Linked DNA regions of Homo sapiens: region 1 is linked to region 2. Evidence: chromatin contacts called from ENCODE Hi-C or POLR2A ChIA-PET data. All regions are on one chromosome and are shown on one strand. The core of a region is the stretch at or near the end of the contact, and the rest is flanking DNA. Distances in the headings are between cores, read along the strand shown. Region 1 overlaps MYO1B (myosin IB). Region 2 overlaps MYO1B (myosin IB).

Evidence for each region. Hi-C counts contacts between places; a loop is a spot of excess contacts on that map. ChIA-PET counts read pairs that join two places held with the same protein, here RNA polymerase II (POLR2A). Pooled maps may share reads with other maps.
Region 1: a map of PC-3 shows a loop between it and region 2 (2.4-fold over the local background). The contact joins two enhancer-like sites. A Hi-C loop is called at or near these places in 2 of 168 maps with a recorded cell type or tissue (HepG2 and PC-3) and 2 of 50 pooled maps. POLR2A ChIA-PET finds 5 or more read pairs at or near these places in 3 of 52 experiments (AG04449, OCI-LY7 and WTC11).

The regions. Positions count from the first base shown.
Region 1 is chr2:191,415,487-191,419,366 of GRCh38, forward strand. MYO1B (myosin IB) reads left to right here. Exons shown (of 31, transcript NM_001130158.3): 30 at 629-756. Among named protein-coding and RNA genes, the nearest start is that of MYO1B-AS1, 170 kb to the left of the region's middle. Within about 2 kb of position 2,450, at least 2 of the 41 ENCODE cell types and tissues checked have a DNase peak (open chromatin) inside an H3K27ac peak, as active enhancers do.
Region 2 is chr2:191,380,935-191,384,358 of GRCh38, forward strand. MYO1B (myosin IB) reads left to right here. Exons shown (of 31, transcript NM_001130158.3): 14 at 528-632; 15 at 2,346-2,408. Among named protein-coding and RNA genes, the nearest start is that of MYO1B-AS1, 140 kb to the left of the region's middle. Within about 2 kb of position 2,042, at least 5 of the 41 ENCODE cell types and tissues checked have a DNase peak (open chromatin) inside an H3K27ac peak, as active enhancers do.

The DNA of each region.
Region 1 (3,880 bases), core at 1,200-3,699, 35 kb after region 2:
CATGTAAACAGCTTGGGAACTTTAAAAATTCTGATGCCCAGGCCATACCCCTATGAAATCAAATTAGAATTTCTCAGAGGGGGCACAAGCATCATGTTTTTTTTTTTGTTTTGTTTTGTTTTTTTTTTGAATAAACCCAGATGATTCCCTTGCACAGCTAAGGCTGAGAGCCACTGCCCTAGGATATTTGTTGGAAGTGTTGTCATTAGGGTTTTAACCAAATCACTGAAAAGTTTTTTAATCAAGTCCTTCAGAAGAGTTGCGGGATAGGTCCATGCTCCTCAAACCTGAATGTGTAAACCCATACCTGGAGGTTGCGTTGTGGTTTCATATTCACTGGGGCTGTGGTAGGGCCTGAGATTCTGCTTTTCTAGCAAGCTCCAAGTGATGCACATGGTGCTTCTGCTGCATCCACCGACTTTAGGTAGAAGGGGATTAGGTAACCTTACTAAAGTGCTCTGAGCAAGTTGGAAGAAACACTGCTTTTGTCATTATTGTTTACCTTGGGAGAATGGATTCCAGGATCTGATGTTTTAAAGAGACTGTAAGTATGTTTTTAGCCAAGCCTGTAAATATTGACCTTCTAAGGTATCTTTAATTATGACCGACTCTTGGTTTGTCCTTGCAGGGCTCAGAAGCAGCTAGTAAAGGAGACTTTCTCTTCAGCAGTGATCACCTGATTGAAATGGCCACCAAGCTCTATCGCACAACTCTCAGCCAAACCAAACAGAAGCTCAATATTGAGATTTCCGATGAGTACGTTCATGTATTGTTTGAAAACCCTTTTTCTCTTTCAGCTTTTTTGTTTTAGTTCAGCTCTCGATCTCATTCATTAATACAACTACTTATTAAGTACCAGGTATGTGTCTAGTAGTTGTTCCACATGATAAATGGGCAGTGAATGACACTGACCAAGTCTCCAACCTCATGTACCTGACATCCTAGTGGAAGAGACCAGTATGTACAAATAAAATGATGAAATAGTTGATAAGATTTTGGCTAACAAGTGTTTATGGAGGAAAAAAAGGGTTAAGAGTCAGAGAGTAGGCCAGGCGCAGTGGCTCACGCCTGTAATCCCAGCACTTTGGGAGGCCGAGGCAGGCGAATCACGAGGTCAGGAGTTCGAGACCAGCCTGGCCAACATGGTGAAACCGTCTCTACTTAAAATACAAAAAAAATTAGCTGGGCGTGGTGGCGGGCGCATGTAATCCCAGCTACTCAAGAGGCTGAGGCAGGAGAATCTCTTGAACCCGGGAGGCGGAGATTGCAATGAGCCGAGATCGTGCCACCGCAATCCAGCCTGGGTGACAGTGTGAGACTCCGTCTCAGAAAAAAAAAAAGAGTCAGGGAGGCCTCTTTGATGTGGTGACATCTGAGACTGGTATAAATTTGAAATTTGCTTCTTCAATTTCTCATTAGGGTTCTGAATATAGAAGTTAGTTATTTGCATACAGGTTGGGGCATCCCCAGATTTATTGTATCTATCTATGTAAGTGTTTTGGAGAAATCTGAGTTACTGTGTTGATTATACTTAATTGGTTACCTTTCAATAGATTGTTTACCTGCTTATATACTTCTTTGCATGTCTAGATTGCTCAGGAAATTATATTCTTTTCTAATTAAGAATTTTCTAGTCTATTCTGTTTCAACTCTTCCTAAAAGTCTTTCTAAAATAAATTTACACCCATTTCTGCCCCTTTGTAAGTCAGACTCTCTTTGATATGTTAGGATTTTGCAGTGCTGTGGGCTTTTCTTAAGTTCTCATTGAAGTGTTTAGATTTGGGTGGGAGGTTGGGCTTCATGTATACTCTATATTGGAAATTGCTGTTCGGACTAAATAACTTTTCTTGTTAATGAGATCTTTCTCATAAAGAAATTAGGAAAAAAATAATGGTTGGTGTGTTTCAGTTAAGGATTTAACACGTTAGGGCCTATTAGAGCTTTAAAATCCCTTTATAATAGTTGAAGTTTTTCATAATCTGGGAGAATGGGCTTTGGTGGGGCTGCTAATTCTCACTCACCATGGGAAGATCGTATGTATCCCAGACAGCAGAAGCTCCTCAGTGTACAGACGAAGCAGTCTCATAGTTGTCCCACTATGTGAATAAACTCATCTTTACACAGAAAGGAAATCACACCAACATCCAGACCACAAAGTACTGCTATTTTTAAGCATTTCCCAAACCGGGATTCTAGGAACATTGCTTGTACAGGATGCTAATAACGATGTACTGTGAAAAAATTGTTCTCTGATGGAAATTTAAAATCTTTCTTCACTACATTACATCTCAGAGTCCCTGAAATCTTGTTGTGATTCTCCTGAGGAGCTTTGCGGGGATAGCGTGTGGCGTGAATCCTAAACATAGTCAACCACAGAGCTCCTTCAGCAGCTCTCACAGCTTGTGTTCGAAGGTGTGCCATCTGGGAAAGGGGGACAGTTCGCTTCTGGGCAGCAAGGGCCCTGCCCTGTCACAGAGGGCGTGTGATGTTCTGGATGCCATAAGCTTTCAGTAAACAGTTGTCTGAGCGAAGATTTATAATGTGGCCACATGAAGAAAACAAACATTGGGTAGCATTATAATGCCTTTCATTCTCCAGTGCCTAATTATTGATTGGTCTCATAAAAATAAAACAGTTCATAGGACTCTACATAGCACCCGTGGGTCCCTTCCCCAGGTGGCACAGGAAGCCTGCAGAGGAAGTTTGTAGGTAAGGATCGTAAATCTCCTTAGGGAGCATTTTGAATTTAAACGAAAATGTCCAAAGTCATAGGCAGGGGCGCCTGTTCCTTTATGTGTCAGCCCTAAGTGGCTTCGCTAGCTCTATAGAACCAGTGTTGAAAACCACATGCAGTTTAGTGACTAAGCCCTTCCTTGCTTTTTCCTTCCCAGAAGTAGAAGTAGTTACTCTAACAAACCTAGATTCTGTAATCATTATGGATAAGTGGATGTCAGTTTATGGAAAGAGAGTCAAAGTCCTGTTTACTCTTTAGTGGATTTTTTTTTTTTTTTTTTTTTTTTGAGGCAGAGTTTCGCTCTTGTTGCCAAGGCTGGAGTGCAGTGGCACGATCTTGGCTCACCGCAACCTCCGCCTCCCGGGTTCAAGGGATTATTCTGCCTCAGCCTCTTGAGTAGCTGGGATTACAGGCATGCACCACCACGCCTGGCTAATTTTGTATTTTTAGTAGAGATGGGGTTTCTCCATGTTGGTCAGGCTGGTCTCGAACTCCTGACCTCAGGTGATCCGCCCCCCTGGGCCTCTGAAAGTGCTGGGATTACAGGCGTGAGCCACCGCGCCCAGCCTGTTCAGTGGAATTTAAACTTGTACATATAGAAGTGAGAATTGAATTCATTCAGAGATTCAGCTGCCTTATAGTTTCTAGTCCTTAAACTTCTAAGCTGTTCAATGTGTAACTAGATTGCATTTTAAGGATAACCTGCAAGATGTGTAATGCAGTTATGCACCACATAATGACATTTTGGTCAGCAATGGATTGCACAGATGACGGTGGTCCCCTAAGATTGTAATGGAGCTGAAAAATTCTTCTGTCTATTGATGTCACAGGTGTTGTAATGTTATAGTGCAAGGCACTACTCACATGTTTGTGCTGCTGCTGGTGTAAACAAACCTACTTCACTGCCAGTTGTCTACAAGTAAAAGCACATACAATTATGTACAATATGTAACTCTTGATAATAAATGATGTTGTTACTGGTTTATGTATTTATTATACTATACTTTTTTTTTTTTGAGACTCAGTCTTGCACTGTTGCCCAGGCTGGAGTGCAGTGGCGTGATCTCGGCTCACTGCAAGCTCCGCCTCCTGGGTTCATGCCATTCTCCTGCCTCAGCCTCCCGAGTAGCTGGGACTACAGCTGCC
Region 2 (3,424 bases), core at 792-3,291:
AACTAATCTGTACATGTGTATACTTACACATACACACATGTTCGTATAACATGATTTACAAAAAGGGTTAGGATGCAAGAGTCAGAGTGAGGGATCTGTCCCTGGATGGGGACAATAAGGGGTCAGTTCAGGGGGACTTCCTTGAGCTCTGAAGTTTCACCTGAGAATGGGAGATTCAGAACTTGGTGACAGAGATTGTGGAGCTCACTGTGTCTTTGCTGATCCTTCAGCAAAGGAAGTGAGATTGTTTCTAGCTTTTCTGTTTGGGGTGCTTCTCTGTCAACTAAAAGTCTTCATCCTTCAAATATTGCATCATTTGTGTATACTTCATTCATTCACTTACTCATGACCCACTCCTCGAGTGCCTGCAATGGGCAAGCGTCTGTCCTAGGAGCCGTGTGCTGGGCCACAGTTAAATCTGAGAGATCATGTGTGGCATTTCTCATGGATTGAGATGTCTGAGTGTCATTGTTTTGAGAGAGCTAGTGGCATGGTTTATAAAGCTGTTTTTCATTTTCTCCATACAGGACAACAGCTTTGAGCAGTTCATTATTAATTATTGTAACGAAAAGCTGCAACAAATCTTCATTGAACTTACTCTTAAAGAAGAGCAGGAGGAGTATATACGGGAGGTAATGTTGAAATGCTATTTTTAAAAGTGTTGGTCCTTTTTTACTCGTAATATAAATTCTAATTCAGAAGATAGCCTAAACAAGAAGCCATATTCAAAAGGCTACATACTGTATGATTCCATCTGTCATTCTAGAAGAGGCAAAGCTATAGAGACTGATTACCTATAAGAAGCTATAGAGTCAGGGATTGCCAGGAGATAGGAGTTGTGAGAGGGTTGTGGCTGCAAAGAGAATTTTGGGGACTGATAATGGTGGTGGTTGCTTGACATTATACATTTGCCAAAACTTAGAGAACTGTATACCAAAAAAGTCAGCATCACTGTAAGTAGATTTGAAAATATTTTGAGACTTTGTTCAATATCAAAAAGTATTGAGTATTCAAATTTATAGTAAAAATAGGTAACAGTTACTGAGTCCTTACTACATAGCAGGTATTATATTAAGTGCTATGTATAGATTATCTCATTTAATATAATCTTAAAATAACCAGAAGTAGTGTTTGCAGAGTCTTTTCATCATTAATTTAAAAATATATATTTGCTTTTCACCCTTTTATTTTTTAAAATAGCCAGTCTTTTTTCAAGTGTAAAATTAGTTATTTCAAAAAATAAAAAGGAATTGTTATGTTTATATTTTTATTTCCTTTTTTGTTTATTTGCCTTAATATTTTAGTAATGATATTACCTGTTTTCCTTTATTTTCTTAGTATCATTTTAAGCCATTAAGGACACTGAATTCTCTTTTATCTTTCTTTCCATATAGATTTTTCTAATGTGATTGTTATCCCCAGTGGCTTAGTAAAACAACCCATTTACTCAAAAGCTAAATCATAAATATTTCATCTTTATTTTAGAGTACTCATTATGCTTCAGAAATGTTTTATACTTGTCTGGCACCTTTTAGTAACATAAATATTCTAAAAGCACGATTCATTCTTTTCCTGTCTTCTCATCATGAAGAGAATGCCCAAACTTTGATGGGTAACTTAAAACAGTTTATACAGATTGTTTAAAACACTTCTAAGAATATATAGGAAGATTGCTAGCTTGCTGTAATGAATAGAAGACAAATAAATGTTTACATTTATGGACAGAATGTTAAGTAGACACAGAAAGATTACATTTGGCTTTATGGATTTGGCTTTGTAGCCAGTGTTAGAACCAGTGGATAGATTTTCATGTCTTTCCTTATGTTGAAAATACTTTGTGGTAGCGCTGGCCTGTTTTTTTTAACACTTGAAAGAGTTAACTTCCCTACAACACAAGATTGACTCTAAAATTAATTTTTTTCCTTATGATTACAGATTCAGAACAGAAGAATCTAGGCTTTAAATTCTTGGGATCAAGTTCTAACTTATTTCCTTATAAACATTGTAAACATACACAACGTAATATTGACCCAAGGGCCTGTTGAGTAAATATTTGGCCCAGGGCCAGTGAAGTGCATGGGAAATTGCTGCAGATGGGAGAGTGGAATGGAAGGCAGTCTCAGAACAGGTCAAGGGTGTTTGCTTCAATCAGATTATGTCAGTGGTAGGCAGCTGCATTGAGAAAGTTTTGGGAACTGCCTGTGACATTTGCAGTACCCATTCTATAAAGAAAATAAATTCAGAGAGGAAGGGAAATATGATAAGATGGTCAAAGTCTGTTTTATGGATGGTAGTGTCGTGGCTTCATCTTGTGTCATTGGATTTTGTTCTGTTTTGTCTTTTAGGATATAGAATGGACTCACATTGACTACTTCAATAATGCTATCATTTGTGACCTAATAGAAAATGTGAGTACTTAGGTACAGTTTTCTAAAGAATGTTTTAGTCCTATAATTCACCCTTATAAATGTTCTCAGTGCCTCAATGTTAAGCATTAGTATTTTCACTGTTTTTTATATATATATATATATATATATATACACACACACATATATATGTGTATATATATATATATACACGTACACACACACACACACACACACACACACACACATATATATATATGTTAAGGAACTGCAGAGTTCTAGAGATTTTATTGTAGCCCTAAGAGATCATACACAGTTCTTGAACACATACATAGACAGCTGGATGTTTTGATACTTAGCCAGGATCCCCAGTGGCCATATCACAACACCCTTTTATGACCTTCAGACACCAGGCCTTAAAGGTACCAGCCTTTCTTGTATGGTTGGAGCCCAGGTCTATTCCATGACTCCTGGGCATGTGAGTACTGATCAGAGTAGGCTCTGAGCAGCCATCCAGTTTTTTGCCAAATCAAAATATCCATTTCATTCCCAAAACTCTAATGACCTCTTAACATACTATTCACCGGGTATTATATTAAGTTTAAGTGACATAAAGGGACAACCTCTGGAGCTGAATTAAGTGGGACCCCAGAAGTGGCTTAAGTGCAGCTGTAGCATTGATTCAGATCATACATGCAGAGGGCATTGCATGTGTGACTGCAGGTGGCCAGGGACCTGGAATTTTTCGGATGACCCAAGTATGTGCATATGCAAAAAGGCTTAAAGTGTGAAAAATTATTGGATAATTTCGAGTAAGCTTTCTGAGTCCAAGATTTTTGTTTTTAGATCATATTCCGTAGTTTATTGTAAATGAATTAAATGTAGGAAGACTGATTTTGTGTGTGGAAAACAGGAAACTAATTTATGCTTAGGATTACTAATACCTGACTTTGAATAAGTAATTTGAAACAGTGTATAAGCCTTATTATCCTGCAGTCTTTTTAGCAAGACCAGTTTAGTGAGATGAGTGCTGTGTTTCAGGAATACAGTCACATGCT